3 separate regions of the Homo sapiens genome follow, and all the other regions are linked to region 1. Evidence: chromatin loops called from intact Hi-C (ENCODE). Cell type or tissue: IMR-90. All regions are shown on one strand. Each heading gives the region's core, and the rest is flanking DNA. Links, peaks and the distances in the headings are about the cores only. Region 1 overlaps TXN2 (thioredoxin 2). Region 2 has its middle 31 kb from the start of MYH9-DT. Region 3 overlaps MYH9 (myosin heavy chain 9).

Region 1 (9,760 bases), core at 1,224-9,223:
TCACTCCACCAGCTTCCGTCTCCACTGACGCCAGTTGCTGGTTTTGTCCCCTCCATGTGCTTGTGACAGACCCCAGGGTCTGGGGTCCTTCAGAGGCCACGGGCCCCTCTCCTCCCTCGGTCTCGGCAGCCTTCCCAAGGCAGTCCTTGGGTGGGCCCCTGGAGAATGCAGACAGTTCTAATAGAACAGGGTGAGCCTCTGAGAACAGAGCAATACCAGCCCCATGGCATCCCTGGGGCCACGGAGTAGGGTGTCAGGATCCCCCTGCCGCCAAGCACCTGATTCACAGGAAGCTGGGGCCTCATCCAGGCAACCGAGCCCTAATGACAGCTTGGCCCTAGGAGCAAGGCAGACGGAAGGAAGGCTTTCTTGACTGGCAAGCCTGGCTCCCTTGGCACACTCCTCTATGGCCAAGGGGAGCTGGGGGCCAAGAGGGGTTGTCTGGTCCCAAGGCCCAGAAGTTCCTGCAGGCACCCATGGGAAGGATAGCCTGATCCCCACAGGGCCAGGCACCTGCTGGGGCAGCCAGGAGCCCTGTCAGTTGGGGAGGCCTCAGAAGGGTCAAGGGGATCAGCTGTGGGAGCCCAGGTTTCAGAGGCAACCACGTCTGGATAGAAACCCCAGCTCTGCATCCCATGAGCCACAGTGTCTACATCGGGGTAATGGGGACAACAGCCTCTTGCCTTAGGAGGGCACGAGGACTGGCACATGGCATCCTTAGAATAGCAGCCACTGCTGACAAGCATGTTAGTGAACAGGAAGGGCTGGTTGGAGAGAGTGTTGTGGAGTTAGGGGAGGATGTGGGGACAGTGGACAAGCCCCCTGGGAAAGGGTGACAAGTGCTCTGAGCCCACACAGATGTGACATTGCAGATGGTGCAGACCCTTGCTTTATTTGTCTGACTTGTTCACAGTTCAGCCCCCTGCTCAGAAAACCAACGGGCCAGCTAAGGAGAGGAGGAGGCACCTTGAGACTTCCGGAGTCGAGGCTCTCCAGGGTTCCCCAGCCCATCAATCATTTTCTGCACCCCCTGCCTGGGAGGCAGCTCCCTGGGGGGTGGGAATGGGTGACTAGAGGGGATTTCAGTGTGGGACCCAGGGTCTGTTCTTCACAGTAGGAGGTGGAAGGGATGACTAAGTTCTTTATCACAGACCTACAAAAAATGAGATAATTAGATATTACTCTCACTAGTTTGGGCTTCTTTTTTCTTTTTCTTTTTACAAAACAGCAGCTGGAAAGAGAAATGTAGGTGGCAGACGAGCCAGGCACGAGGTTTCAGATTGGAAGGGACCAAGATGAGGACCAAGGTGTGGCTGCCTGACTAGGAACGCTGTGGGCTGGCCCAGGCTCTCGCCACACATCCTGGGAGAACTGCCATAGGCCCTAGAAGGAGGGATGAAAGGCGTATGGGAGGGAAGACAGCGGTCCCCGGATCAGCAGCAGCACCACCATCCTCTGATGGCCCCTGGGCAGTCCGCCAGCTCGGAAGCACTCAGGGCTGGAGCCTGGGCTCTAAGCATGGGCCCCAGGAGCCAGACAGGAGGGAGGCAGCAGGAAGGGCTGGCATGGAAGGGCTGAGTTCTATTGGGGTCCCACGCGGGCAAGGGAACCAGGACTCATCCCTGCTTGTCAGCCAATCAGCTTCTTCAGGAAGGCCTCCAACTGATCCTCATCCTTGATGCCCACAAACTTGTCCACCACGTCCCCATTCTTCATGGCCAGCACAGTGGGCACCGCTGACACCTGGGTGGAGAGGACAAGGGGGTCCAAGTGAATTGGGAGTGAATACTTCTCAACTGCCACTCCTGAGCCTTTGTGGGGAAGGCTGGTGGCTTATCCAGGGCACTGACTTCCCAAAGCCATGGGCAGGCCTAGAGGAACATGGCTCTTCTCTCGGTGCAGGGGTACTGCAGGGCCCGGGGGCCACCCGCTGAAGAAACGTCTTCCATTGCGGGCTCCCAACAGTACCCTTCCTCCCTTAACCACAAGACTGACTCACTGGCCCAGTGGTTTTGCTGGAATGACAGGAGAGATGAAAATAACCCTTGCAGCTGCAGGCCAGGGCTGGGGGCAGGGAGGAGCTCAGGGGAAGCCTGGCCCAGGAGGAGACAGAAGCTGGGGGACAGTTCGAGTCCTGGCTTTGCACTCACTAGCAAGGGGGCCTTGGCCGGGTCACAGCACCTTTCTGAGCCTCAGTGTCCTTTTCCATAAAATGGGGGTAATGTCTACCTTTAGGGTTTGGGATGAACATTAAAGATTCAAGTATAGGCTGGGCACAGTGGCTTATATCTATAATCCCAGCCTTCTGGGAGACTGAGGCTGGAGGATTGCTTGAGTTCAAGAGTTCCAGACCAGCTTGGGCAATATAGTGAGACCCTTTGTTTACTAAACCCCCCCAAAATATTAGCCAGGCATGGTGGTACATGCCTGTACTCCCATACTCGGGAGGCTGAGGCAGGAGGATCGCTTGAGCCTGGGAGACTGAGGCTTCAGTGAGCTGTGATTGTGCCACTGCACTCCAGCCTGGGTGACAGAGACCCTGCCTCAAAAAAAAAGAGAAAGATTTGAGTATAAAGCAGAGCTCAGGCTGGGCGCGGTGGCTCACACCTGTAATCCCAGCATTTTGGGAGGCTGAGGTGGGCAGATCATTTGAGGTCAGGAGTTCGAGACCAGCCTGGCCAACATGGTGAAACCCTGTCTCTACTGAAAATACAAAAATTAGTCGGGCATGGTGGCAGGCACCTGTAATCCCACCTACTTGGGAGGCTGAGGTGAGAGAATTGCTTGAACCTGGGAGGTGGAGGCTGGAGTCAGTGGAGATTGCACCACTGCACTCCAGCCTGGGTGACAGAGTGAGACTCCATCTCATAAATAAATAAATAAATAAATAAATAAATACATAAATAAAGCAGAGCTCAGGTTCTGGCGGACGCAATCCGGCTCCTACCAGCCAGGTGAGCTGGGGCACGCCCCTCAGTCACTAAGCCTCAGTGTTCTCAGATGCAGGATGGAGATACTAAGGGCACTGCCATTAGAGGGCATGAAAGCTGAATGAAATAACGCAAGTAAAGGCTCAGCACAGCGCCCGGCAAATAAGCTTAGGAACCTGGCATTGTGCCTGGCATACTGTGGGCATTCAAAAAACAGTGGCTACAGAGGGCACAAGGAAAAGTCCAACACAGGCCCCACGAGAGCACATTAGCTTGCTGCTGTGATGAGTGACAGGGTCCAGAAACTCAGGGACTTCTACTGGACAGCATGAGAGGAGAGGCTTGGCCATACACAACCTGACGCTTATTAGCAGGTTGCAGGCAGATGGCAAGGACAACATTCTTGGTCTGTGAAGCATTTACTCAGTTCCCTCAGGGACCTGCATAGGTTATGTGGAACGTGGATGAGGCTGTGGCCCACCAGACTGGCATTGTGAGGTCTCTGCTGCCTGGGATCCCTGCCTGGCATTCGTGGGCATTTGAGAAAACCATTTAAACAGAACAAGATAGGCCGGTCGCTGTGGCTCACGCCTGTAATCCTAGCATTTTGGGAAGCCAAAGCGGGCAGATCACTTGAGGTCAGGAGTTCGAGACCAGCCTGACCAACATGGTGAAACCCCGTCTCTACTAAAAATACAAAAATTAGCCGGGCGTGGTGGGGCATGCCTATAGTCCCAGCTACTCGGGAGGCTGAGGCAGGAGAATCGCTTGAACCCGGGAGGCAGAGGTTGCACTGAGCTGAGATTGTGCCATTGCATTCCAGCCTGGGCGACAGAGCAAGACTCTGTTCCCCCCCTCAAAATAAATAAATAAAAATAAACAGAACAAGATAAACACAGACTTTTCTTACATACAAATTAAACTACAAAGTAAGAGCAGAGATTCACACAAACATACCAGGTCTTCACATATCCCAGTGCTGCCCTGCCACGGCCCATCTTGGAAGCCAGTAAGATTCAGAATGTTCAAAAACCATGCACATGGTAGTTAGGAAAGGCACGCAGGCCAGACCATCCCGCCCTCACCCACTAACTTTACGTGGCAGGCCCTGCACCCCACTCCTCACGGACACTTTGGGGACAAACACAGCAGGTCACAGGACACAGTCCTTGTCCTTGTTAGTGCCTCAGGCCCCTTCAAAGGCTGTCCCTGGGCTGATGTGGGTGGCAAACCCTGTCTCCAGGCAGAGCAGGGCCCGAAAGAGTTTGCTCCAGGAAGCGCCTGAAGCCACCAGGGCCTTCCCAGGCATTCTTTGGTGCCCTCTAGTGGTCTGCAAAGGCAGCTGGAGTGCCTCAAAGCCGGAGCCTCTTGGCAGAAGCAGAGAGCTCAGCCACCGGCTCCCACCTGCACACTGTCCTATTCCTTTAATTAAAATATATGCTTTATGCCACTGTATAAGAAGTGGCCTAACTTTTTTCACGGCAAGACTCTAAGTTCACTGAAGAGGCTCAGAGAGTGGACTTAGCGTTCCTTAAGAACTCCAGATAGGCACAAGCACAGTGGCTCACACCTGTAATCCCAAGTACTTTGGGAGGCCAAGGCAGGAGGACTGCTTGAGGTCAGGAATTCATGACCAGCCTGGGCAACATAGCAAGACGTCGTCTCCATAAAAATATTAAAAAAAAAAAAAAAGAACTCCAGATGAAGGCCATAATGATCTCACTCATGTAAACCTCCACACATGCTTGAACACGCACAGACCCTGCTGGTGTCAGGTAGACAGCAGATGTGCTGTCAATGGAGGTCTGGTCACTACTGATCAAGGGGATATTTTGAAGTTGAGCTTAAACACACACACGCATACACACATATATACACACACACACATACACACTACCCGCACTAGGGGCTCACAGGAAACCTGAGCTGGAATGGGACTTCCCTCGACCCTGAGGAGGCGGCTGAAGCTCTGCTGCTCCTGTGTCTGGCTCACACATCAGGAGGTGCCGGTGCCTGTAAACACTGCCTTACATGGAAGTGCACAGGGCCTTGGCACATTCTTCTGGAATGTTTTGAGTGTGAAAGAGGCAGTGACTGAGCCAACTGAGGGGCTGAGGAAAAGATACGCTACGACGTGTTGCCTGTCCTGTTCCGTGAAGCCACTTGGAACCTCCTATCCTTGGATAAAGACCCTCTGAACTCGGCAGGAGTGGGGGAGTGTGTACGTGTGCGCAGTCTCTTTCTGCTAACCCGTAGCTCGCCTGCACCGCCACTGAGCTCCGTGTCCTGGTATGTCTTCTCCTGTCCCACCCCGATGGCATCCATCTGTTAACTCAGCTAAGGGCCTACCAAGGGAAAGGCACAGTGCTGGGTGCTGCGGGATGTTGCAACCTCCTCCTCGGCTCATTGCAGAGTTAAAAGGAAAAGATCGCTGTCACATGCTGGGTGCTTTTTCGTGTCAGGAATGATATAAACACCTCTATACACTATCTCACACTCTCCTGGCTGTGGGCAGGATCATTTTAACGATGAGAATACTGAGGCTCAAAGGGTGAGCAACTGTTCCAAAATGATGTGGTGTAGGACAGGCGCGGCAGCTCCTGCCTGTAATCCCAGCACTTTGGGAGGCTGAGGAAGGTGAATCATCTGAGGTCAGGAATTCGAGACAAGGCCGGCCAATGTGGTGAAACCTTGTCTCTACCAAAAATACAAAAATTAGGCCGGGCGTGGTGGCTCACGCCTGTAATTCCAGCACTTTGGGAGGCTGAGGCAGGAGAAGTGCTTGAATGCGGGAGATGGAGGTCGCAGTGAGCCGAGATTGCGCCACTTCACTCCACCTGGGTGAAAAGAGTGAGACCCCCTCTAAAAAAAAAAAAAAAAAAAAGCTGGGATCTGAAACAAGATCTGTTTGACTTTGCAGTCCAGGGGATCAAACTCTGTTGTGCTTCTGCCCAGCAGCAAAGAGAGAGAGACATCTACTGAGTCCCAGCAGGGGGAAGAACGTGGGGACGCATTAAAGGATTTCATGCTTCAAATGCAAAATGCCAAGTGCTTTGTAAAAGCTTTTAGATATGAGAGGGTTCTTGGAAAAACGATTATTGAAAAAATGAACTACATAACATTCTGGCAGAATTAGGTAGACAGTGAAAAGATCAAGAGTCGCCAGGCCTGGAGGGAGGAGGAAGGAGAGATGAACAGGCAGAGGAGAGAGGACATGGAGGCAGTGAAATGACTCTGGATGATGCTAGAATGTGGACACCGGCTATGACACATTTGTCCAAACCCACAGCAGGCACAACACCAAGAGTGATCCCCTATGTAAACTTTTGGCTTTGGGGGATAATGATGTCCGTGTAGGTTCATAAGTTGTGACAAATGGACCACCCTGGTATGGGCTGTTGATAGTGTGGGAGGCTGGGCATGCGGGAGGACAGGGGACTTATGGGAAGTCTCTGTACCTTCCCCTTCCTCTCAATTTTGCCACGAACCTAAAACTGCCCTAAAAACATAAAATCCTCAAAAAGAACAACAACAAAAAATGAGATCAGTGACTGCTGGGGGGTTAAGGGGGTGAGGGGCAGGAAGGAGAGGTGAACTGCTGGAAAACAGGGGAACCGAGGGCGGTGGAACGGTTCTGTATGGCGCTGGAATGGTGGACACATGCCATTATACATTTGTCCATGAACTTTCTCACTGGCAAGCAGTCTGTGCTGAGAGCGGCAGCTGAGACACGGCCTTCCAAAGAGCAGTTCCTCCCCACAGAAAGTCAGTCCGGGGCCTTCAGAACCAGAAAGTCAATCTGGGGCCTTCAGAATGAAAAAGTCAGTATGGGGCCTTCAGAACATTGGCTTCTCTCCATGTCGGCTCAGGACACCCAGCCCTGGCATTACCTGGGAGCTTGTTAGAAATGCAGTCTTGGTGGCCGGGCGCGGTGGCTCATGCCTGTAATGCCAGCACTCTGGGAGGCCGAGGTGGGCGAATCACTTGAGGTGAGGAGTTTGAGACCAATCTGGTCAACATGGTGAAACCCCATCTCTACTAAAAATACAAAAATTAGGCCAGGTGTAGTGGCTCACGCCCGCAATCCTAGCACTTTGGGAGGCCGAGGCGGGCTGATCACCTGATGTCAGGAGTTTGAGACCAGCCTGGCAAACATGGTAAAACCTTGTCTCTATTAAAACTACAAAAATTAGCTGGGCGTGGTCGTGGGCACCTGTAATCCCAGCTACTCGGGAGGCTGAGGCAGGAGAATCGCTTGAACCTGAGAAGCGGAGGTTGCAGTGAACCGAGATCGTGCCATTGCACTCCAGCCTGGGCGACAGAGCGAGACTCCATCTCAAAAAAGAAAAAGGATTTTAGGCCTTAAAGAAAGCCATCATGGGGGGCACTGTAGTTCTCTCAGAGGAAACTTCTTCCTCAGGCTCTCTTCAGAAAGAAAAGAGGAAGGAAGGAAAGAAGGAAGGGAGGGAGAGAGGGAGGGGGTCAGGAAGAACCCTGGCTGGAGCTTCCTAAACCCTGCAATGATGTCAGACCAGGGTTTGGCTAAACAACACGGCTGAGACCAAGTGATGTGGGCCTAGCAGCCTTGAGGCCTTTCTGTGTGACAGCACAGTCCCCAGGCAGTGGACAGGGCGGGAGCGGTGGGTGTGGGGGGAGATTGAGAGGATTCCACAGGAGGCATCTCCTTCTCACTTCCCAGGCTTCACCGCAGGCCTTCAGTGCCCACTCCCACAACAGCCTCCCGGGGACGGTCCTCGGCATTCCCGCCACCCCACGAGACACTGGAGCAGGGCCTGTGGGCTTCTTTGCATCTGCAGTAGTTACCATAGTCCCTGCACATGGCTGGCCCTCAGGGGGTGTCTGCTGAAGAGTTATGAATACATTGGCTGAAGCTGAAGCTGTAGTGTCTGGCAGAGCCAGGAGGCCTGAGACATCTGAAGCCCACGCGTGACCTGTGGGAGGCCCTAGGAGCCCCAGCCCGGGCTCTCACCCGAGGCATAGCCAGGCAGGGGAAAGCCAGGGGCATCCAAATGGGCAGATAGATGCCTCCCTCACTGAGCAATCAGTGGCCAAACTTTTTGAAAAAGTGACTCACCCCTCCCCCAGCCCCTGTAAACAGCCCTCAGTTCCTAACTCCCAAAGCAGGCCTGCTCCAGTGGTCACCTGTAGTGGCCACCGTGTTTGTCTGCCTGGTCTCCATCTCCCCTGCTTCTGGTCATTGCAGACTGATGTTCCTTTGGGTAATCACTCCCCACTCCCTGCGTAGCTCAAGGGGCGGCCAGCCTGTTCTCACCCCGCTCCCAACCACCCATTTCTTGCTGCAGGAGACTGGTTCAGGGATGGGTGCCTCTATTTGAGCTGGTCTAGTAAGAGTGAAACCTGGACTTGTATACTCTGAGGAATAAAGCGGCCTCTTTCATTCACTTGTTACCTGGAGGAGGAAGGAGGGAGGGGTGAAGGCTCACTCCGGCCAGGTTAAGATATTTCAAGAAAATCAGATATCGAGATTTTCACATGAAATCTGAGTTTCAAATATCAGCATCTGCTTCCTATTACTTTAAAATACTTCGAGTGCCAGACTAAAAGTGTCTGTGAGCCAGGTTGGGCCCAGAGGCTGCCAGGAGCGCCCTCGGCTCTGTAACAGCGCTACCTTCAGCATGGCTATTCAGAGACCCTCCCAATCCGGCTGCATTATGCTTTCCCCAGCTCCGTACTCGGCCCTTCACTCTGGCCACCCAGACAAAGTGGGCCTCTCCCCTTTCTCCAGGTAGTGGTCTCCAAGGCCCAGAGGAAGCCCCCAACCCAGACACCTCCAGGCACCTGGCCCCTGCTGGTCTGTAAGCAACCCAGGCTCATCAGACCTCAGGGCTTTTGCTTTGCCTGAATTGTTCTTCCAAAGACCCACATGCTTCAGTCACTCCCTTCCTGTTTTTGCCCAAAGGTCAGCTTATCAGGGAGATCTACCCTATCCCACCCTTTAAAAAAGAAACCCGCTGGGCGCGGTGGCTTACGCCTGTAATCCCAGCACTTTGGGAGGCCAAGGCAGGTGGGTCACCCGAGGTCAGGAGATCAAGACCAGCCTGGCTAACATGGTGAAACCTCATTTCTACTAAAAATACAAAAAATTAGCCGGCGTGGTGGCGCGTGCCTGTAATCTCAGCTACTCCGGAGGCTGGGACAGGAGAACTGCTTGAACCCGGGAGGCAGAGGTTGCAGTGAGCCGAGATTGTGCCACTGCACTCCAGCTTGGGCAACAAGAGCAAAACTCTGTCTCGAAAAAACAAAAACCCTGCCTCATACGCAGTACTCCCATCCTCTCTTCCTGATGTATTTTTCTCCATTGAACTTATTATCTAAAACAGGGGTCAGCAAACTATAGTTCACAGGCCCAATACAGCCTACTGCTTGTTTTTGTAAATAAAGTTTTATTGTAACACAGCCATGCCCATTTGTTTGTATAGTGTCTATGGCTGCTTTCGGCTACGAGCCCAGCTGAATGGTTGTAGCAGCGACCACTGCCCTGCAATGCTTCCAATACCAACCAGTCCTTTAGAGAAAAAGTTTGCTGACCCTTGATTTAAAATACTAGAATGTAGACTCCACGGAGGCAGAGATTTTGTCAGTTTTGTTCACTGCCTTATCCTCAACACCAAGTAACACTACCTGGCACTTGAGGGACTCTCAAATATCTGCTGAATAAACAGACAAACCAACCAACCAAGTGAGACGACTCCATGTCTTTGTGCACGCTGTTTCCTCAGCCCTTCCTCCTCCTCTGCGCATCCCTCATGGCTCAGCTCAGAGGTTCTCTCTAACGTGAAGCATTCCCT
Region 2 (9,760 bases), core at 1,202-9,201, 51 kb before region 1:
TCTTAAAAAAAAAAAGAAAAGAAGAAAAACACAACAACAAACAATCAGAATCCTCTGGGGTTGTTGTCAAAAATGCAGAGTCCTTGGTCCTACCCCAGACCAGCTGAATCAAAATGTCTAGGATGGGACCAGAGAATTTACTTTTTTTTTTTTTTTTTCGTAGAGGAGAGGTCTCACTATGTTGCCGAGGCTGGTCTTGAACTCCTAGGCTTGAGGGATCCTCCTGCATGGGCCTCCCAGAGTGCTAGGATTACAGATGTGAGCCACCACACCTGGCTGAATTTACATTTTTAAAAGCTCACCAGGCGATTTTAGCAACAGCTTGGTTTGGGACCCAGTGATAGAGTCAAACTCTCTTTTACAGATGAGAAAACCAAAGCTCAGAAAGGGTCAGTGACTTCCTCAAGGCCACGAAGAGAGTAAATGATAGAGCTTGGATCACAATCCCAGCTTCCTGGCCAGGGCTCATAACACCTGTAGCTGTCACCTGTTGCCTCTGCCCACCCAGTGTCATACCCGTCTCCTGACAACAGCATGTCCCCTTTCCCTTTGGGGAGTCACCAGCCTCCCATACTCAACTCCCATGAGTCAAGCTGGGCCGATCCTTTTTCTCAAGTCTGGAGTGGGCACATGACTTCGGCCTAACCAATCAGGATCCCAGGAGTATGTTCCAGGATGGTCTTGCGATCAAGTCCAGAGATGGAAGTAGCCCCAGGCTATTTGCTGGAACAAGTTAGAGAAAGAAGCTCTCTTTCTTTCTTTTTTTCTTTTCTTTTTTTTCTTTCTTTTTTTTTTTTTTTTTTTTTTTTTGAGACAGAGTTTCACTCTTGTTGCCCAGGCTGGAGTGCAATCGTGCGATCTCTGCTCACTGCAACCTCCGCCTCCTGGGTTCAAGCGATTCTCTTGCCTCAGCTTCCTGAGTAGCCGGGTTTACAGGCATGCACCACCACGCCTGGCTAATTTTGTATTTTTAGTAGAGACAGGGTTTCTCCATGTTGGTGAGGCTGGTCTCAAGCTCCTGACCTTAGGTGATCCATCCTCCTCGGCCTCCCAAAGTGCTAGGACTATAGGTGTGAACCACCACACCCGGTCTTTTTTCTTTTCTTTTCTTTTCTTTTCTTTTGTTTTCTTTTCTTTTCTTTTTTTTTTTTTTGATACAGAGTCTCACACTGTTGCCTGGGCTGGAGTGCAGTGGTGCGATCTTGGCTCACTGCAACCTGCGCCTCCCAGGTTCAAGCGATTCTCCTGCCTCAGCCTCCCGAGTAGCTGGGACTACAGGTGCCCGCCACCACGCCTGGCTAGTTTTTGTATTTTTAGTAGAGATGTGGTTTCACTATGTTGGCCAGGCCGGTCTTGAACTCCTGACCTCATGATTTGCTCACCTCGGCCTCCCAAAGTGCTGGGATTACAGATGTGAGCCACTGTGCCTGGCCAAGATTTCTTTTTTTTCTTTTGAGATGGAGCCTTGCTCTATCACCCAGGCTGGAGTGCAATGGCACGATCTCAGCCTCACTGCAACCTCTGCCTCCTGGGTTCGAGCAATTCTTCCACCTCAGGCTCCCGAGTAGCTGGGATTACAGGCACCCACCATCATGCCCGGCTAATTTTTGTATTTTTGTAGAGATGGGGTTTCACCATGTTGGCCAGGCTGGTCTTGAACTCCTCACCTGGTCTTGAACAGGTGATCCACCCGCCTCGGCTTCCCAAAGTACTGGGATTACAGGAGTGAGCCACCTCGCCTGGCCAGATGCTCTCTTTCCCCTAAGGTTGCTAATTGGCCTGATGTGAACCTGGATGGAGCAGCTGGTGGTCTTTGCCGTCATGTTGGGAGAAACTGCCTGAAAATAAATCCTGCACAGAGGAGAGCAGGGCTGAGGGACAGAGTCCTGACAGTATCATCTGGACTCCTGCACCCAGCTCCACCTGGACTTTTATTTATTATTATTATTTATTGCCAACCAATAAATTCCCTTTCAGTTCCCCCATGTTGGGGTTCTGCCCTTGCAACATCAAACAGCTGGGGACAGAGTGCCAGGATTCAGAGCAGCACTGGTCAGACACCAAGTGTCCATTGAGGGGCTGCGGGGAAAAGTTGAGTGCAAAATGCTGATTCTGCCTTTCACAAGCCAGGGACACAGGCAGCAAGGGGTGCCTAGGACACTGTTCTAGAGCAGCATCGTAGACATCCAGGCTCTCATTTGATCTCGTCCCCAAAAAATAAGCAGAGGAAGCATAATCATCTCGGAATGATGAGGAATCCATGGCTCAGAGAGATGAGGTCACTTGCCCAAGGCCACACAGGAAGTGGCAGAGCTGAGGTTTAGCCCAGGTGTTTTCAAGTCTCAGCCAGGGCGCTTGGTGTTCCTTTGGCCACTCCCCATGGGGCTGAGTTCTGCCTGGAATCACAGCCAATATCTGCTGAGTGCCTGCCATGTGCCGGGAACCACGTAAGCACTTTACATGTTTTTTTCTTTGTTTGAGACAGAGTCTCACTCTGTTGCCCAGGCCGGAGTACAATGGCACGATCTCGGCTCACTGCTACCTCTGCCTCCTGGATTCAAGCAGTTCTGCTGTCTCAGCCTCCCCAGTAACTGGAATTACAGGCACCCACCACCACGCCCGACTCATTTTTGTATTTTTAGTAGCGGCAGGGTTTCACCATGTTGGCCAGGCTGGTCTCAAACTCCTGACCTCAGGTGATCTGCCCGCTTCAGCCTCCCAAATTGCTGGGATTTCAGGCATGACCACCGCACCTGGCCACTTTACCTGTTTTATTTTCTAATTTTAATTAATTAATTTTTTTTTTGAGACAGTGTCTCACTCTGTCACTCAGGCTGGAGTACAGTGTCATGATCAAGACTCACTGCAGCCTTGGCCTCCCAGGCTCAGGTGATCCTCCCACCTCAGCCTCCCGAGTAGCTGGGACCATGGGTGTGCACCACCATGCCCACTAATTTTTGTATTTCTTGTAGAGATGGGGTTTTGCCATGTTGCCCAGGCTGGTACTTTTATTTTATTTTATTTATTTATTTATTTTTGAGAAGGAGTCTCTCTCTGTCACCAGGCTGGAGTGCAGTGGCGCGATCTCGGCTCACTGCAACCTCTGCCTCCCGGGTTCAAGCGATTCTCCTGCCTCAGCCTCCCGATTAGCTGGTACTACAGGCGCCTGCCACCACGTCTGGCTAATTTTTGTATTTTTAGTAGAGACGGGGTTTCACCGTGTTGGCCAGGCTGGTCTCAATCTCTTGACCTTGTGATCCACCCGCCTCAGCCTCCCAAAGTGCTGGGATTACAGGCGTGAGCCACCGCGCCCGGCCTGGTACTTTTATTTTTTAATAGCGACTGGGGGCCGGGCGCGGTGGCTCACGCCTGTAATCCCAGCACTTTGGGAGGCTGAGGCAGGTGGATCACGAGGTCAGGAGATGGAGACCATCCTGGCCAACACGGTGAAACCCCGTCTCTACTAAAAATACAAAAAAAATTAGCCGGGCGTGGTGGCAGGCACCTGTAGTCCCAGCTATTCGGGAGGCTGAGGCAGGAGAATGGCGTGAACCGGGAGGCGGAGATCGCGCCACTGCACACCAGCCTGGGCGACAGAGTGAGACTCCATCTCAAAAAAAAAAAAAAAAAATAGCGACTGGGTGTCACTATGTTGCCTACATTGGTCTCAAACTCCTCGGTCTCCCAAAGCGCTGGGATTGATGTAGGAGGTGGGACTCGACTCTGGAGGTGGGGCTCACACATTGAACCAAATCAAGGACTAGCTAGGCTGGGCGCTGTGGCTCAAGCCTGTAATCCCAGCACTTTGGGAGGCTGAGGCGGGTGGATCACGAGGTCAGGAGTTCGAGACCAGCCTGGCCAACCTGGTGAACCATCATCTCTACTGAAAATAAAAAAATTAGCCAGGCATGGTGACGGGTGCCTGTAGTCCCAGCCTCTCGGGAGGCTGAGGCAGGAGAATAGCTTGAACTCGGGAGGCAGAGGTTGCAGTGAGCCGAGACCATACCACTGCACTTCAGCCTGGGTGACAGAGCGAGACTCTCTCTCAAAAAAAAAAAAAAAAAAAAAAAGAGAAAAAGAAAAGGAAGAACAGAAGAACAGAAGAGAAAGGGCACCCCACACACATCCATTCCTCTCTTCCTCCGTTAAACCGGAGCCAGGGGCTGGGGCTGGGTGTGTGTGCTCCTGCCTTCCCAGGCTCTTGCTTGTTTTCAAAGGACCAGAGAAATGTCTGGAGGACTGCTGCTTCAGTCCACGTGACCAGGATGAAAGTCATTAACAAAAGGCCAATGTTTGGGGAAGAGCCTTTGCCCTCCTTTCAGGGCCTCAGCTGGGGCTCAGGGAGATAAGGCGGGAGCAAAAATAAAACTGAAAATGTGTTTACTCTGAGATGAAAGTGCATTGCTAAACGCTAGCCGCGAGGACTTGTATACAAAAACCACATGTCTGGGGGTGTTCTGGAATGTCACAAACTGCAATGGCAAGAAAAGGCAGCAGGCAGGACCAGGACTCTGCTCCGTGGGAGCCCCCTCTGGTGCCCTGGCTCTGTCACCTCCTAGGGTCTGTGATCTCTCAAACCGGACCTCAGACAGCCTGAGCAGCCCACCCAGCCACGTGAGCCACCGTGCCCAGCCTGATTTCTTTCTTTCTTTTGTTTTCTTTCACTTTTTAAACAGAGACCAGCAGGCCAGGTGCGGTGCCTCACGCCTATAATCCCAGCACTTTGGGAGGCTGAGGCAGGTGGATCACCTGAGGTCAGGAGTTTGAGACTAGCCTGGCCAAGATGGTGAAACCCCATCTCTACTAAAAATACAAAAAATTAGCTGGGCGTGGTGGCGGGTGCCTGTAGTCCCAGCCACTCGGGAGGCTGAGCCGAGATCGCACCACTGCACTCCAGCCTGGGAGACAGAATGAGACTCCGCCTCAAAAAAAAAAAAAAAAATTAGCCTGGCGTGGTGGTGGGTGCCTATAATCCCAGCTACTCGAGAGTCTGGGGCAGGAGAATTGCTTGAACCCGGGAGGCAAAGGTTGCAGTGAGCTGAGATAGCGTCATTGCACTCCAGCCTGGGCAACAGAGCGATACTCCGTCTCAAAAAAAAAAAAAAAAAAAGCCATGAGTGAGTTACTCTTGCGAGCAGCCCTCTCGAGCTGGAGTTTGACTCCTGGAAGATGGGATGCCACTGTGACTGAGCAAACATAGGAATAGCTGTTCCACTAAAGTCTCACAAAGCCACTGGCCGGAGGAATTTCTCTAGGGACTCCCAGGAGCAGCTGAGGAAACATGAAGGAGTGGACATTCCCAGAAGCCAAAGAAAAGTCGTTTGGTTACAGAGACTGGTGTCTGTGTTCTTCTAGAAAACATGGGCTCTGCTGAGATCAGGGAAGACTCTGACAGGAGCCACCAGGCAGAATCCTCCAGACAGACTAGAATGAGTACAAAGGAGAACAGAACAGCTGTTGCTGGGCGTTTGGACTGAACAGACCTTTCTCACGTGTTGTTTTTATTTATTTATTTGGAGAGAGTCTTGCTCTGTTGCCCAGGCTATAGTGCAGTGGTGAGAACTTGGTTCACTGCAACTTCCACCTCCTGAGTTCAAGCTATTCTCCTGCCTCAGCTTCCTGAGTAGCTGGAATTACAGGAGTGAGCTACCATACCTGGCTAATTTTTGTATTTTTAGCAGAGACGGGGTTTCAGCATGTTGGCCAGGCAGGTCTCAAGCTCCTGGCCTCAAGGGATCCACCCGCCTCGGCCTCCCAAAGTGCTGGAATTATAGGCATGAGCCACCACACCCAGCCTGTTATTATTTTTTAATTTGAGATAAAACAGAAGCCATGTACCTTTGAATTATTCTAACCAAAAGTCTCCTGTTGGGACTTACACAGAACCACTAACTGTCAAGTGTCTGCTGGAAGCCTCAGTTTCCTCATGTGTAAAGTGGGGAAAATAATAGTGCCTGCCTCCTAGGACTTAAAGTTGTTTGTGAGAAATGCTTAGTGCTGGGCATGGTGGCTCATGCCTCTAATGCCAGGGCTTTGGGAGGCCAAGGTGGGAGGATTGCTTGAGACCAGGATTCTGAGACCAGCCTGAGAAACATAATGAGACCCTATCTCTACAGATTTTTTTTCCATGAGGCATTTTATTTGTAAATATGTGTATTACATCCCTAGAAAAAGAATCCCAGGATTTTCCCTCCTGTGTGGTTTTGTCTTGCTTCTTCATGGTCCATGATGCCAGCTGAGGTTGTCAGTACAATGAAACCAAACTGGCGGGATGGAAGCAGATTATTCTGCCATTTTTCTAGATCTTTGAGTTGCACATCAAATCTGGGGCTGATCACTCCACACTTGTTGAGCCTGCCTGTGACAGTCACAACAATTTTCCCAGCTCTGTGACCATCAATGATTTCAAATTCGCCAGTGTAATCATGCTTTATCATCACAGTGAGAAATCGGACGATGACTTTGGAGCATGGCCTAATAAGCACCTGGCGTTTGCCTCTCTTTTTGGCATTGTTGATGCTCTTGAGGGCATCAGCCAGGGGCCAGGCGCAGTGGCTCACGCCTGTAATCCCAGCACTTTGGGAGGCCGAGGCAGGCGGATCACAAGGTCAAGAGATAGCGACCATCCTGGCTAACACAGTGAAACCGCGTCTCTACTAAAAATACAAAAAATTAGCTGGGCGTGGTGGCAGGTGCCTGTAGTCCCAGCTACTCAGGAGGCTGAGGCAGGAGAATGGTGTGAACCCAGGAGGCGGAGTTTGCAGTGAGCTGAGATCGTGCCACTGCACTCCAGCCTGGGCGACAGAGCGAGATTCCATCTAAAAAAAAAAAAATTAAAAAATAATAATAATAATAATAATTTTTTTTCCTCCAAAAAGCACTTTGCAGAGAACCTCAGCAAGGCTGAAAAAAATAAAAATAAAATAAAAATAGGCCGGGCGCAGTGGCTCACGCCTGTAATCCCAGCACTTTGGGGGGCCAAGGTGGGCGGATCACCTGAGGTTGGGAGTTCAAGACCAGCCTGACCAACATGGAGAAACCCCTTCTCTTCTAAAAATACAAAATTAGCCAGGTGTGGTGGCTCATGCCTGTAATCCCAGCTACTTGAGAGGCTGAGGCAGGAGAATCGCTTGAACCTGGGAGGCGGAGGTTGCAGTGAGCCGAGATCGTGCCACTGCACTCCAGCCTGGGCAACAAGAGCAAAACTCTGTCTCAAAAAATAAATAGATAAATAAATAATAAAAAATAAAAAAGTGCTGGACACCCAGACTGCAGACCTAGTTTCTGGCTTCTACTCTTGATTCTTTTCTTAACTCGCTGGCAAGCCTGAGGCAAATCCCTTGTCACCTCTAGGATTCTACTAGCACGTCTGCGAAATGGGTGTTGTTGCCTTACGACATAGGTTTTCAAACATGTATGTTTCACAGTGAAACCCTTTGTGCAAAAAAAAAATCTTAGGCTAGAAGCCGGCACTGTTAGGACTCCAGTATTTTGAACCCTGGTGGGACTTACATCTGCCAGCACCGGTGACACTTTGCTGAAGGGCTCGACTCGAGCTCAGGAGGCTGCAAGTGCTGAGGACGTAATGCCCTTTGGGAGCAGCTCTCAACTTAGCCTGTGCTCGCTCAACGCTTGGGCAAATAACTGGGAGGTCCCGTTCACTAGGTAGATAGCTCCTGCTTCCCTTCTCTGTCTCACTCACCCACTCCCTTATCTAAGTTGCCTGGGATCACAGTCCAAATCAACCACATGTACTCAAATTTTTGTCTCTGATCTGCTTCTGCTTCAAACCAAGTTAGGATCCCCAAATGCAAAACAAGTACCAGCTATGGTCCCAGGAGGCAGGCGGGTCAGTGAGGGCTGAGCTGTGCAAGGCGGGTCAGTGAGGGCTGAGCTGTGCAGGGGCCTTCCCCAGGGGTGGGCCTGCACATGGGCCTTGAGCAATAGATTACTTTATTATTTATTTGTTTATTTATTTTTATTTATTTATTTATTGAGATGGAGTTTTGCTCTTGTTGCCCAGGCTGAAGTGCAATGCTGCGATCTTGGCTCACTGCAACCTCCACCTCCCGGAGTCAGACAATTCTCCTGCCTCAGTCTCCCAAGTAGGTGGGATTACAGGCGTGTGCCAGCACACTCAGCTAATTTTGTATTTTTAGTAGAGACAAGGTTTCACCATGTTGGTCATGGCTGGTCTTGAACTCCTGACCTCAGGTGATCCACCCGCCTCGGCCTCCCAAAGTGCTGGGATTACAGCCGTAAGCCACAGTGTCTGGCCTCAATAGGATACTTTAACAAGGAAAGGATTGACCAAAACATGGTTAGGTTGGGCGAGTAGGGTGGGGAAGGAAGGGACTAAACAGAAAAGCCCAACTAGAGAGGGAAGCTCATGAGCTGAGACACCCGGTGGTGGGACCCTGACTTGACAGTGCTCTGTCCCATCCTCCATGGTGACCAGGTTGCTCAGTTGCAGTGCTCTCCATATCTTCCCTTTTCACCCAAGACTATGTTCCTCTTTTGACCAAGAAAGTAGCCCAAAAGGGATTGTGGTCACTTTCTTATCAGGCCTGTGGTGGAGGCAGAGGATACACGTCAGGCCTTTCCCAGGCCCACGGCCCCAAGCAACTCCTCCAAGGATGACATCCCGGCTCTGCCAGGGCCACTGCAGGACACCTTCCAAACTCTGAGCCGGACGAGGGAAGGAGCTCCATGCAGTGTCCTGCGATTCAGGCCCGATGCACAGTGGGCAGCCTGTTCCTAGGGAGTGGGCACTGGGAAGGGAGTCCAGCTGCTGACTTACGGCATGGCCTCACCCAAGAGTCTTTATCCTGAACTTCTTCAGAATTTCCTCCTGAATTTCTTCAACAACATCCACACATCAAGATCATGGGACAGGATATGTGAAAGAGCTTCATGAACCACAAACCATAAACAATCGTGCAATTCAGCTGCAAGTTATTATTCCAAAGGCTTCTGGGGGGCAAAGCCCTGTCCTTATTCCACATTGTGTCCCAGAGCCTGGCACAGGGCCTGATGAATGGCAGGAGCTCAGGCTTTGCTTGTTGAATGAATGAATGAATGAGGGAATGAATGACAGAGTGGATATGTCATCCAGTTTGACAATTCAATCCAACCAACTATCGCTGAGGGCCTACTATGTGCAGGAGCTGGGCTGGGCACTGAGGAAAATCACAAATAACAGATGGGGTTTTTTTTTTTTTTTTTTTGAGACGGAGTTTCACTCTTGTTGCCCAGGCTGGAGTGCAGTGACGCGATCTTGGCTCACCGCAACCTCCGCCTCCTGGGTTCAAGTGATTCTCCTGCCTCAGCCTCCCCAGTAGCTGGGATTACAGGCTCCTACCACCATCCCTGGATAATTTTTGTATTTTTAGTAGAGATGAGGTTTCTCCATGTTGGCCAGGCTGGTCTTGAACTCCTGACCTCAGGTGATCCACCCGCCTCAGCCTCCCAAAGTGCTGGGATACAGGTGTGAGTCATCGTGCCCTGCTTAAATTTCAGTTTCTTTAAGCCAACTGAGTCAAGTTTCTGTCATTTGCAAAAGATAAAGTCCTGATTAACACACTTAAGTTTACGGATGTAATTCAGTAACACCCCTTCTCAGGGATGCCTACCCTGAACACCACGTGGCTCCTCCCTGCTCCAGCACTCTCTCCTCCTACCATTTGGTTTTATCCTCTGCTTGTTGTTCCTTAGCATCTTGCGTGTGAATTGTGCCACTCCAATAAGATTTGAGGCACTG
Region 3 (9,760 bases), core at 783-8,782, 170 kb before region 1:
CCATGGGTTCTGTCTCCGTGTCAATTACTTATACAAAATACTGAGCACTCGTTATGAAACGTGTGTCAGGCTTAAAGCATCACAAACACACAGACACTCGCACCCAACTCCTGGATGCAGGAAGAGGACATCACTGCAAACTGCTAGCCCCTGGCATGTCTCTCTCCAACTCACCCCTTGTCCTTCCCTGCCAGGAATTAAGTACTCTCCTAAAGCTGGTGTTTGTAATTCCCTTGGTTCCCTTGAAGGCTGTACCATGTCTGTATCTCTAAAAAACATGTTCAATTGTGTGTGAATCTGAACTTATATAATGGAACTGCCTTGTGTGAATTCCACAGTTGGAATCGCACGGTCAGGGCTCTATGTCTAGCTTTATAACTCTGTGATGTCACTTGGGAAAGCTACTTTCTATACCTCATCTGAATAATAAGCAAAAGGAGACAGCCTACTTCATTAGGATGCTGTGAGGCGCCAATGAGTTACTATCTTAAAAAGCACCTAGAACAGTGCCTGCCTCGTGATGGTTATTCCCTGCCGTGCCTTTGCCACCCCATCACGTGATCTTGAGATGTAGCCCGTGAAGTTTCGCTGGAATAGATGTGTAAGGACATTTGTCTAGGATTCCATTATGAGAATACACCACAACTTACTTATGTACCCGTCCTGCAGCTGGCGGGCATGCGGCTGTGTTCATCGCACGCTCTGATCAACGCTGCTGCAAGCATCCTGCTCACTCTCAGTGCACACGGCTGAGTGACGGATGGAACGGCCAGGTCACCGGCATGCTAAGTTTCAACCTCACTAGGACTGCCGGATCGTTCTCTAACGCCGTCTACCAGTTTGCAGTCCCAGCAGCAGCATATGTGTGCTCTGACAGCTCCGTGTCTATGTTAGCCCTTATTAGTGTCAACCTTTCATGTCTGTCCATCTGGTGGGTGCAAGGCAACCCCTAGACCTCCTAGATGACCAAGTCTTCCGGGCTCCTCCCAGGTGAGGGAGGGTGTCTGTGAGGGAAGAGATCTCTCTGTGTCCGGACCTCTCTTCTGCTGGACCTGACTCACCTCATCCCCTGCAGATGTGAGGGGGCCGGACAAGACTGTGAAACTAAGCTGGGGATAATCCTCCCGGTGGTCAGGTTTTGGTCTCCCTCCCCTGGGTATGAGCTCAGAGTTCCCAGAGTAGTCGGGGTTCCCCTGTTCCCCCAGCTGTCCACTCCTCTCAAGGGGCAGGGCTGGGGGTCCTCAGACAGCCACGGACCTGTGCTTCTACCCCAGCACCCCCTCCCTGCCACAGATCCCGAGGGCACACAGAGACAAGGCAGGATTTGTCACCCTGCCCCAAGTCAAGCAATGAACTTCCGCAGTATTCGTCTAGGACTTTACGGTACATATGTGTTCACATGTATTTAATGAAATTCTCACAGACACCCTAGCACTGTGTCCCCTTTTTAGGTAAAACTAAAGCTCATGGAGCTTAAGTCATAGCTGCAAGATGAGCCAGCTAGTCAGTGACAGAGCTAGTGAGTCCTGTGGGTCAAACCCGGAGCCTCCTAGGAAGTCTCAGAAGCTTCCAAAACCCACGGCACACAACAGAGCAATGCCAAAGCTCTCTAAACACGCTTCATGCAGTGGGGGCATCTAGCCACAGAGCAACAGGGGCCTGGAGGCTCAGGTTCCCGCAGGCACCAGACACGGCTCCCCTCGACCTGGTGACCTCAGGTCTAAAGGGCAGCAGCCAGTGCTGTAGTGTGACCCAGGCTCACCCGTGAGCTGAGAAGGCCTCGGTGTTCCGGTCAGACAGGCCGGCCCCTGACCGCCAGCCCTTGCCCGCCAGCCCCTGCCCATCACCTCCTGCTCGTCACCCCCTCACCTTCCAAGTCAGTGATCATTGCCTCATGCTTGTTCTTGAGCTTGGCGAGGCTCTTAGATTTCTCCTCCTCTTCTGTGAGGTTGGTGGTGAACTCAGCTATTCTGTCTTCCAGCAGTTTCTTTTCCTGGGGAGAGGGGAGTAGGCTGGCATTTAGTGTTGGTTGAGCACAGAACACTTGCTAGCCTCAAAGCATGACTCGCCCGGAAATCTGGGGCTGAATGGAGAGGGCTTTAGACGCTTGATCAAGTTCATTAGGATTTTCCTAGATCAAAGGATAATTTTGAAAGGTCACGAGCTCCCCTGAAACAGCGAGGTACGCTTCCTTAGAACCAAAAAATGTGGGTGCCCAAGCCCTTCCCCTTCCCCTGTGGGCTTGGGTGAGAAAGGATTCCAGGTGACAGCTAGTGTCAGCAGGGACAGATGGCTCCACTCCTTCAAGAGGCTGCCACACGGCGCTCACCTGCGCCACCAGGCCACCTTCTCCGTGCCCCTCTCTCACCTGCCAGGTGGGCCACGGCCCCTCCCCCTCTTCAGCCCCGCGGTGCCCCGGGCTGCTCTCCTTGCTTTCTGTTCTGTGTGGCCCCTGCAACACCCCTGCCCAGCGGCCACAGCTCGGCACAAGCACCTGAGTCCCCTCATCCCAGTCCCGGGTGGGCGTCCTGCCACCTCAGCCTCCCCAGCCTTTGGGGCTCCCATGTTCTGAGGAGGCCCGAAAGGTGGGGAGGCTGCCTTCTCCTGCCTTCTCCTCTAACTGGTTCCCCGGCTGCTATCTGCTCCCTGGGCAGACACCGACAGGGACCCAACTCATTCTCAAGAGGAATAGCTGCCGCCCAGGGACAGTGGAGGAAGAGTACCCCGTATCTCAACACAGAGCCACCAAGGTGTCCCCAACCCCACAGTGACCAACACTTGCAATGCTGCACAGATGGCCACCTTTACACAGGCTCGGGTCTCACGGCTGGCAAAGAAGAGCTTTCCAGAGGGGAAAGGACAAACCCTTCCCCAGGGCCCCTTTGCTTATGAGGAAATCCCTCAACTAAGGCCCATGGGACCTCCAGGGAGCACTTGCAGTTAAGCAGAAGCCCTCATGCTGCAGGCAGAAGAGACAGGAAGCAGCAGCAGCGGGGAGCCAGGCCCTGCAAGGGTGACCACACTCTCCCATCCACGGCGCCCCTGGAGCAGCGGCAGGCGACAGCCACGGGCCTCACCTTGGCCAGCTTGCAGTTCTGGTCCTCCAGGATGATCTGCTCCTCCTCCAGCTTTTTCAGCTTCGCCTCGGTGGTCACCTTCTCCAGCTGCAGCTTCTGCCGGGCGCTCTCCTCCTCCTCCAGCTGCTCCTCAAGCTCCTGCCGGGGGCCAGAGACACGGTAAGGACAGCAGGCCCAGAGGCATGGCCAAGGTGAAGGCAGCAAGGTCCGAAGGCCAGATCCAAACGCCAAGGAGAAAATAGCAAGGTCTGTGAGCCCAGGGCCATGGCTGAGGTGGGGACGGCAAGGTCCGCCAGCCCAGGGCCACAGCCGAGGCAGGGCCCAAGCCCCATTTGTAGGATTCCAGATTTCAAACTGGGACACAGGGCCAGAACATCGGTGCAATGTTCTGAAGGGTTTCCTGCAGCAAGCTCCCACCCATGAAACAGGCAGGACGCAGAGGTGCTGGCCCTGTGCCCCTTCGGCTAGCCAGGGCCAGGGCTAATGGCAGGGAAATCAAATTGGCCTTGATGCTGGCCCAGGCAGTGCTCATGGAGATCTCAGATGCACATGTCACAAACTACCAGCCCAAAGGGAACACCTCTCACTGAGAGCCCCAAGCAGATTGCGTGAGGAGCAGCCTCCTTGGACCCTAATTCCATGTTCTCCCAGCTCCTGGTTCCTGCTCCTCCGCCCCGCCCTGCCCCTCCGGCGCCACCCCTCCCCGGGTGCAGCGGGCAGGAACCTGGATGTTCTGCTGCATCTTCTTCTTCTCCGCCTGCAGGTGCTGGCAGCGCTCCTCCTCCTCCTCCACCCTGGCCTCTAGGTCATGGCAGATCTCTTCTAATTCCTGCTTCTTGGCGGTCAGGCGGGCCCGGAGCTCCTCAGCCTCGGCACACAGCTCGGTTTCTGCCTGGAGCTGCTCCTGCAGCTGCAATTTCTCTGCCATGAGCTGCAAACAACAAGTGGAAAACACAAGCTCCTCGCAACACCCTCAAGCCACTCCATCCTCAAGGACGGACGCCATGGCTCGGGATCCCAGAGGGAAAGGAACATGCAGACAAAAGTAGCTTTCATCTGGAGAGCTCTGAAGCTTCCAGGTACCTTCCAGACATCGTGTCCTTGATTTTTCACTACCCCATGAGCTCCAGAGCAAGGTCCCAGGAAATGGGCTCAAGTCATGTGGTAGAGCTGAGGTTTGAACCCAACACTTGTGAACGTTCCACTCTATTAAGTGGCCTCCCTACATCACTTAACACCCAATGGGGTCTGCAGAGAGACTGGTCACTGTTTACAGTAATAGGAAACTCAGTTGTAGAAAACTCCTATAGTAATAGAAACTTCCAGCATGCCGTGCCTACCGATGGCCAGCAGGTGGCAGCACCAGGCAGGTCGTGCGACCTGGACTGAGCCTGCACTGACACCCACCTGAGACTGCAGCGTCTCCATCTCCGTGAGCCTGTTCTCCGCAGCCAGCTGCTTCTCTCTGACCTTCACCAGCTCCTCCTCCTTGGCCATCATCTCCTCCTCCTGCCGGCTCACCTGCAGCAGCGGCTTGACCTGGGAGAGGAGATAGAGGTAGAGACATGCTCGGCTGGAAGATGCCCGCCTCTGCCAACAGGTGTGAGGCCTCTCCCTCACCTCTGGAAACATGAAAGTGAGGGGCAAGAAGACACGCTGTGGTGGGGGCTGCAAGCAGGCACATCCTTCCTGGCGCTCTGTACCACGGGCTTCTGACCCGCTAACTACATTCCAGGGAAACTATCCCTGCGTGTGCGTGAAGATGTTCACCTCGGCATTGTTTATCACAGCAAGAAAATGAGGAAGGACCCATCTCTGAAAAAGTACCCAGATAATGATGTGTTCCCTAGGGAACAGCACACTACCTCTAAAAAAACGATGCTTATGAAGGAATCATAAATGGAACGTACGAACTACAACTGTTTATATGAGTCAAACTCAGCTATGGAAGAATGTATACTGTTTACATAGCTGAGGTTTTATAGGCAGTGAGAAAAAGAGCGAGAAATTAAACACTAAAATAGCTGCTGCTGTTGGTTTAGGCTAAGGGTTTATGTGTGAATTTTTATTTAATTCTTTAGGCTTTTTGTGAGTTGGTTTTTCGCCATTACCATAAATTATGTATTATACACAAAAGCAGCCCGGACAAGTTTAAAAATAAAGAGATTTTTTTTTTAAAGGCCAGGAAGGTCAGCCTGGGCAAGATAGTGAGACCTTGTCTCTACTAAAAATCAAAAAGGGCCGGGCACAGTGGCTCATGCCTGTAATTCCAGCACTTTGGGAGGCTGAGGTAGGAGGATTGCTGGAGCCCAAGAGTTTGTGACCAACCTGGGCGACATGGTGAGACCACACCTCTACAAAAAATACAAACAATTAGCCAGGTATGTATGGTGGTGTGCACCCGTAGTCCCAGCTACTCAGGAGGCCCTTCTAGCACGCACCTTGGTGAAGAGCCGCCACCACTGCCAGTTCCGCAGCTTCAGGTAGGCAGCGCAGTTCCGCTGGAGGACCTTCATGGCGGTAAGCTGCTGCTGCCGCTTGGCAAATGCTCTGTGTGGTGAGGAACATGGTCAGCGCGGAGCAGTGGACAGCAGACCCGACCTAACAGTCCTGGTCTTGTCCTCAAGCTTTTCTGGGGGTCTACCCTTGCCTGGGGCACCTCAAGAAAGAAATTCAGGGAAGGGGTCTGGCCTTGGGGTTGAGATAAGTTTCTCCCACTTACAGGCTGTGTGACTCCATGAGGCACTAATCTTACAGTCGGTGAAGGACCTAGGTCACCAGACTACCCCTCCACTGAGGTGCCCATGGGGGTGAAGGCACGTGTGAAGTAACCACAGATCCTACTCAGTGTGGGGACTGAGCGTGACCCTTGGTGATTAAGCTGACTGGCCCTGGGTGACTCTGGACTTCAGCTTCCCACCCTTCGTGCTGTTCCCTATCTGAGCTTTTGTTTGGTGGGAGAACGTCAGAAGCTGATGTACTGTGAAGGTGGGCTGCAGGTGTCAGCTGGAGGGCTTTTGGATAAACAAGCCTCCATCTGTGCAAATGCTCAAGCTTCGTCTCCCAGAGCTCGGCGCTCCTGCTAGGACCCCATCCCCGAGCACAAGGGGACGAGTGTGCAGTGCCCACAGCCGCTGTCCTGCAGCAGGGGAGCCGTCATTCCCCAGGGAGTCAAAGATGAGTCTGGACTCGAGGATGGCCTGCTCCCCTGGAATCACAGGGTTCTTTAGGGACAGGCAGGCTCTGGGTGCTGTCCCCACAAGGGTCACACGGTAAGGAGTCCTGGTAAGCAGGATCCTTCAGGCAGGCAAATCCAAGCAGAGTCAGCCTCTTCCCACCCATCACTCTAAACCCCAATCAGAAATGCCAGATTCAGCCAGGAGCAGTGGCTCATGCCTGTAATCCCAGCACTTTGGGAGGCTGAGGTGGGCGGATCACTTGAGGTCAGGAGTTCGAGACCAGCCTGGGCAACAATGACGAAACCCCGTCTCTACTAAAAATACAAAAATTAGCTGGGCGTGGTGGCGTGCACCTGTAACCTCAGCTACTAAGTGAGGCTGAGGCAGGAGAATCACTTGAACGTGGGAGGTGGAGGTTGCAGTGAGCCGAGAACGCACCACAGCACTCCAGCCTGGGCGACAGAGTGAGACTCCGTCTCAAAAAAAAAAAAAAAAAAAGAAAAAAAAAAGAACTGCCCGATTCTACTCCTCAAAGGTAGAAATCCAGGAACAGGGGTAGGAAGAGCCACCTGGGCCTCCCTGACAGGCATGTGACTGGCTGCAGCGGGGTGGCCTGCTAAGTGCCCTTTGGCAACAGAAGGGCGTGGCAAGGCCTGGCATGCGGGGCAGGAGTATCTCCCGGGACTCACTTCCTGGCCAGGTAGCCCCTGCAGCAGGCCTGGAACCCTATGATGACGTCGGTGATCTTCAGGTCTCGCTCCTCCTCCAGGTGGGCCAGCACACCGGCACGGAAGAAGACTTTGCTCTGGCCAATGCGGTACAGATTGCTGTCGAGCTCCAGGGCTTTTATCTAGGTGGGAGGAGCAGGCCGTTTACCTGGCCAGCAACTGGCCACAGCTCCATGAAAGGGTGGCCCAGGCACAGCTGGAGGTGTGCCCTTCACCCTTCTTCTCACTGGCTGACGAGCATCTGGAGAGCAGAAAGCCATCTCCTCTCCCTCCTTCTTCCTGTTCCCTATCTCCCCGTCACCGAACGCAGGCTGTGCACACAGTAGGTGTTGAATTTTTCCTTCTCTTTTCCTCCCACCAACTCCCTACTCTGCAGCCAAAGCTTTCTGATTCTTTAGAAAGAACGTGAAGTAAAACAAGGCCAAAGGTAGCAGCTGCTAACCTGGACACGCCAGAAACAACAGGATGCTGGGAAGGGGAAAAAAGGAGCAGGGTGGGATTCAGCCCTGGCTTGGCACTGAGTCACCGCAGGGCTTTCAATCAACCGGAACTCAGAGCATGCGCACAGCCCGTCCAGCACTGCGCTAGGGCTGGGAGTGGGGAGGGAGGGAGGAGAAGCCCAGGTCACGGAGCACCAGGCCTGCTGCCCTGGCTGTGAGCTGCCCTGCTCACCACACTGGATGTGGAGTCAGGCCCGTGAGCAAGAAAGCAGGAGAATGTCCCCCAAACCAAAGAGGCCATCATCTTACATCAGAGCCCGGCCATGGCTACAGTTCTTGTCTCCTCCACACAACCCTGGTGCCAAACACCATCCCTGGCTATCTGAGGCCTAGGGGCTACTGCAAAGGGCGCCCGGCAGAGTCAGACGCGGAGCATCAGAAGGGACACAGCCTGGGCATCCACCGACCACTGATATAGCAAGGTGGGCCCTGGCCACGTGGGCACTCCCCAGACAAGGGGCTGCCCATCCAGAGAGGCAGGGACAGCAGCTCAACTCACCATGAGCACGCACGCCTGCTTCCCGTCCATGAAACCCTTGGGAATGGAGTTTGGAGTCAGGATCTCATATCTGAGGAAGGAAAGAGAAGCCTGGTCATTTTACCCATTGCCTCGATTCCACATGCCTGGAATATAGGCGAGAGATTAACATCATTTCTACAATGCAACAGACACAGAATTCTTTACACAAACTCTCCTAAGGAAAGAAGACACAGGCAAATCCCACCCCACTCTTTTCTTCGGCTGAATGAGACAAGGAAGCCTTGGTGTTTTCCGGAAAGTGAATGGAAACTCGTGTAGGACCGTTTCAATCACTCAAGGGCGTGCTTCAGGTTGGACTAAGTGCTAATTGCCTGAGATCCTCATCTGTCACCCAGGGACAGCCATGTTCACACAGCTTCCCTGGGACGCTGCAGGGAGCTGCTAATAAACAGAGATGGCCCAAGAAATAAAGGGCTGCGTCCCGACAGCAACTGACACTCAGCACAGTCATTAGAGAAACAGGAAGGTGTCGCCGTCTTCGCACACAGCAACGCACGGCCGTGTTTCATTTCCACAAAGTTCCTGTAATATCCTAGGTCTCTGGCTGATTCTTTTACATTTCTTTTCATAGCTCCTCTAACTGTAGCAAATAGCACCAGGGCCGGCAGTTACTAGGAGCAAAAGTCAACAGGATGATGATGACCTGCATTTCGGTATTAAAATGGGGAAGTCTCCTTTCCTGCAAAGGGTGGAAAAGAGAAGGAGGTGGGGAAGAGCTGGCCAGACTCAGTTCTACATGGATGGAGGACGTCGCTCCCTCACGACAGGATCCTGCCAGGGAGCAGCAGCCCACCTCTGGGACTCACTGCACGCACAGCAGGGCCCAGGAGAAGCGGGCTCCGGGCCCTGGCTCACCTCTGCCGAAACTCCTGGAAGACCACCCTGTTGGGGAAGCCCTGGCGGCAGATACGGATGCCCTCGAGAACACCGTTGCAGCGCAGCTGGTCCAGCACGAGATGCGGGTCCAGCTTGCCGGCCTGGAGAAGAAAACACATGCATGCGGTCTCACTTCCGTGCCTAGAACAGTCGGAGAATAGTCAGGGAACCCCTATGAACCTGACAGGGCAAGAGCCTAAGGGAGGGGGTCGCTACAGCCCACAGGTTTGGACAATGAAGTCAAAGGATCCAGGTCTGGGAGGGGCCAATGCCACCAAGAGGAAGTGCAGGCTGTGAATGTAGCGTATCTCCTAAGCGAGCCAAGGCCCACCCTGCAGAGAAACGACTGAAGGCTCTGTGCATGCTGGGGGGCTGGAGGGGTGCTTTTGCTGGGGAGACAGACAAGGGCTGAGCACCCCACACCACAGTGCCCTGCCCGGGCCACCCCACCAGGCAGCCGCACCTTCTTCTCGTGGTTGGGGATGATGCAGCGGACAAAGTTGGGGTTCGTGTTCCTCAGCGTAGCCATCAGCTTGGCCAGCTGCTCCTTGTAAAGCTGCCCCACAGTGCGGAACATGCCCTTCCGCGTCTTGAAGGCCCCGGGCAGTGCGGTCTCCGACATGCCGGCCACCTGGTCCAGGCCGATGATGCGGTCCACTGTGGAGACCACAGAGAACACGTGAGTGCCCACACAGTTGCAGCTGGGTGGTGGGGGAGCACGTAGGAGAGAGAGACAGGCACACGTCGGACAGGAAAAGAGGAGACAGAATGAAACAACAGGACCCTTTCCAATTGGAGCCTACACTGGGTGCTAAGGTCATCCCCAAACACAGCGGGAAGCCAAGGGGGATGCAAAGGC

The links. A loop is a pair of places that touch in the nucleus more often than their neighbours do. Peaks named below come from ENCODE experiments on the same cell type or tissue, not always from the same donor. Only the 100,000 strongest peaks of a DNase experiment are listed, where the experiment ranks them.
Region 2: a loop joins it to region 1, with 3 times the contacts of the local background. A loop is called at or near these places in 19 of 110 quality-filtered maps.
Region 3: it touches region 1 in a loop (9-fold over the local background); 108 of 110 quality-filtered maps call a loop at or near these places.

What each region holds. Positions count from the first base shown.
Region 1 is chr22:36,466,175-36,475,934 of GRCh38, forward strand. It overlaps TXN2 (thioredoxin 2), which reads right to left. Exons shown (of 4, transcript NM_012473.4): 4 at 872-1,743. The coding sequence ends at 1,630. Among named protein-coding and RNA genes, the nearest start is that of TXN2, 11 kb to the right of the region's middle. RefSeq lists an enhancer at 3,729-4,565. In IMR-90, for the core only: CTCF peaks have their summits at 2,023 and 4,255 (motif pointing left); DNase peaks (open chromatin) are centred at 1,417, 2,007, 4,247, 4,927 and 1 weaker place; H3K27ac peaks cover 4,055 bases.
Region 2 is chr22:36,415,106-36,424,865 of GRCh38, forward strand. It overlaps the pseudogene RPS15AP38. Among named protein-coding and RNA genes, the nearest start is that of MYH9-DT, 31 kb to the left of the region's middle. RefSeq lists a silencer at 2,390-2,439. In IMR-90, for the core only: a CTCF peak has its summit at 4,518 (motif pointing left); DNase peaks (open chromatin) are centred at 2,316, 4,346 and 8,916; H3K27ac peaks cover 3,345 bases.
Region 3 is chr22:36,297,050-36,306,809 of GRCh38, forward strand. MYH9 (myosin heavy chain 9) reads right to left here. Exons shown (of 41, transcript NM_002473.6): 16 at 9,365-9,558; 17 at 8,881-9,002; 18 at 7,984-8,053; 19 at 6,946-7,106; 20 at 5,519-5,627; 21 at 4,485-4,616; 22 at 3,802-4,008; 23 at 3,078-3,215; 24 at 1,870-1,993. Among named protein-coding and RNA genes, the nearest start is that of MIR6819, 15 kb to the left of the region's middle. RefSeq lists an enhancer at 2,907-4,106. In IMR-90, for the core only: a CTCF peak has its summit at 4,431 (motif pointing right); DNase peaks (open chromatin) are centred at 4,462 and 4,992; H3K27ac peaks cover 6,442 bases.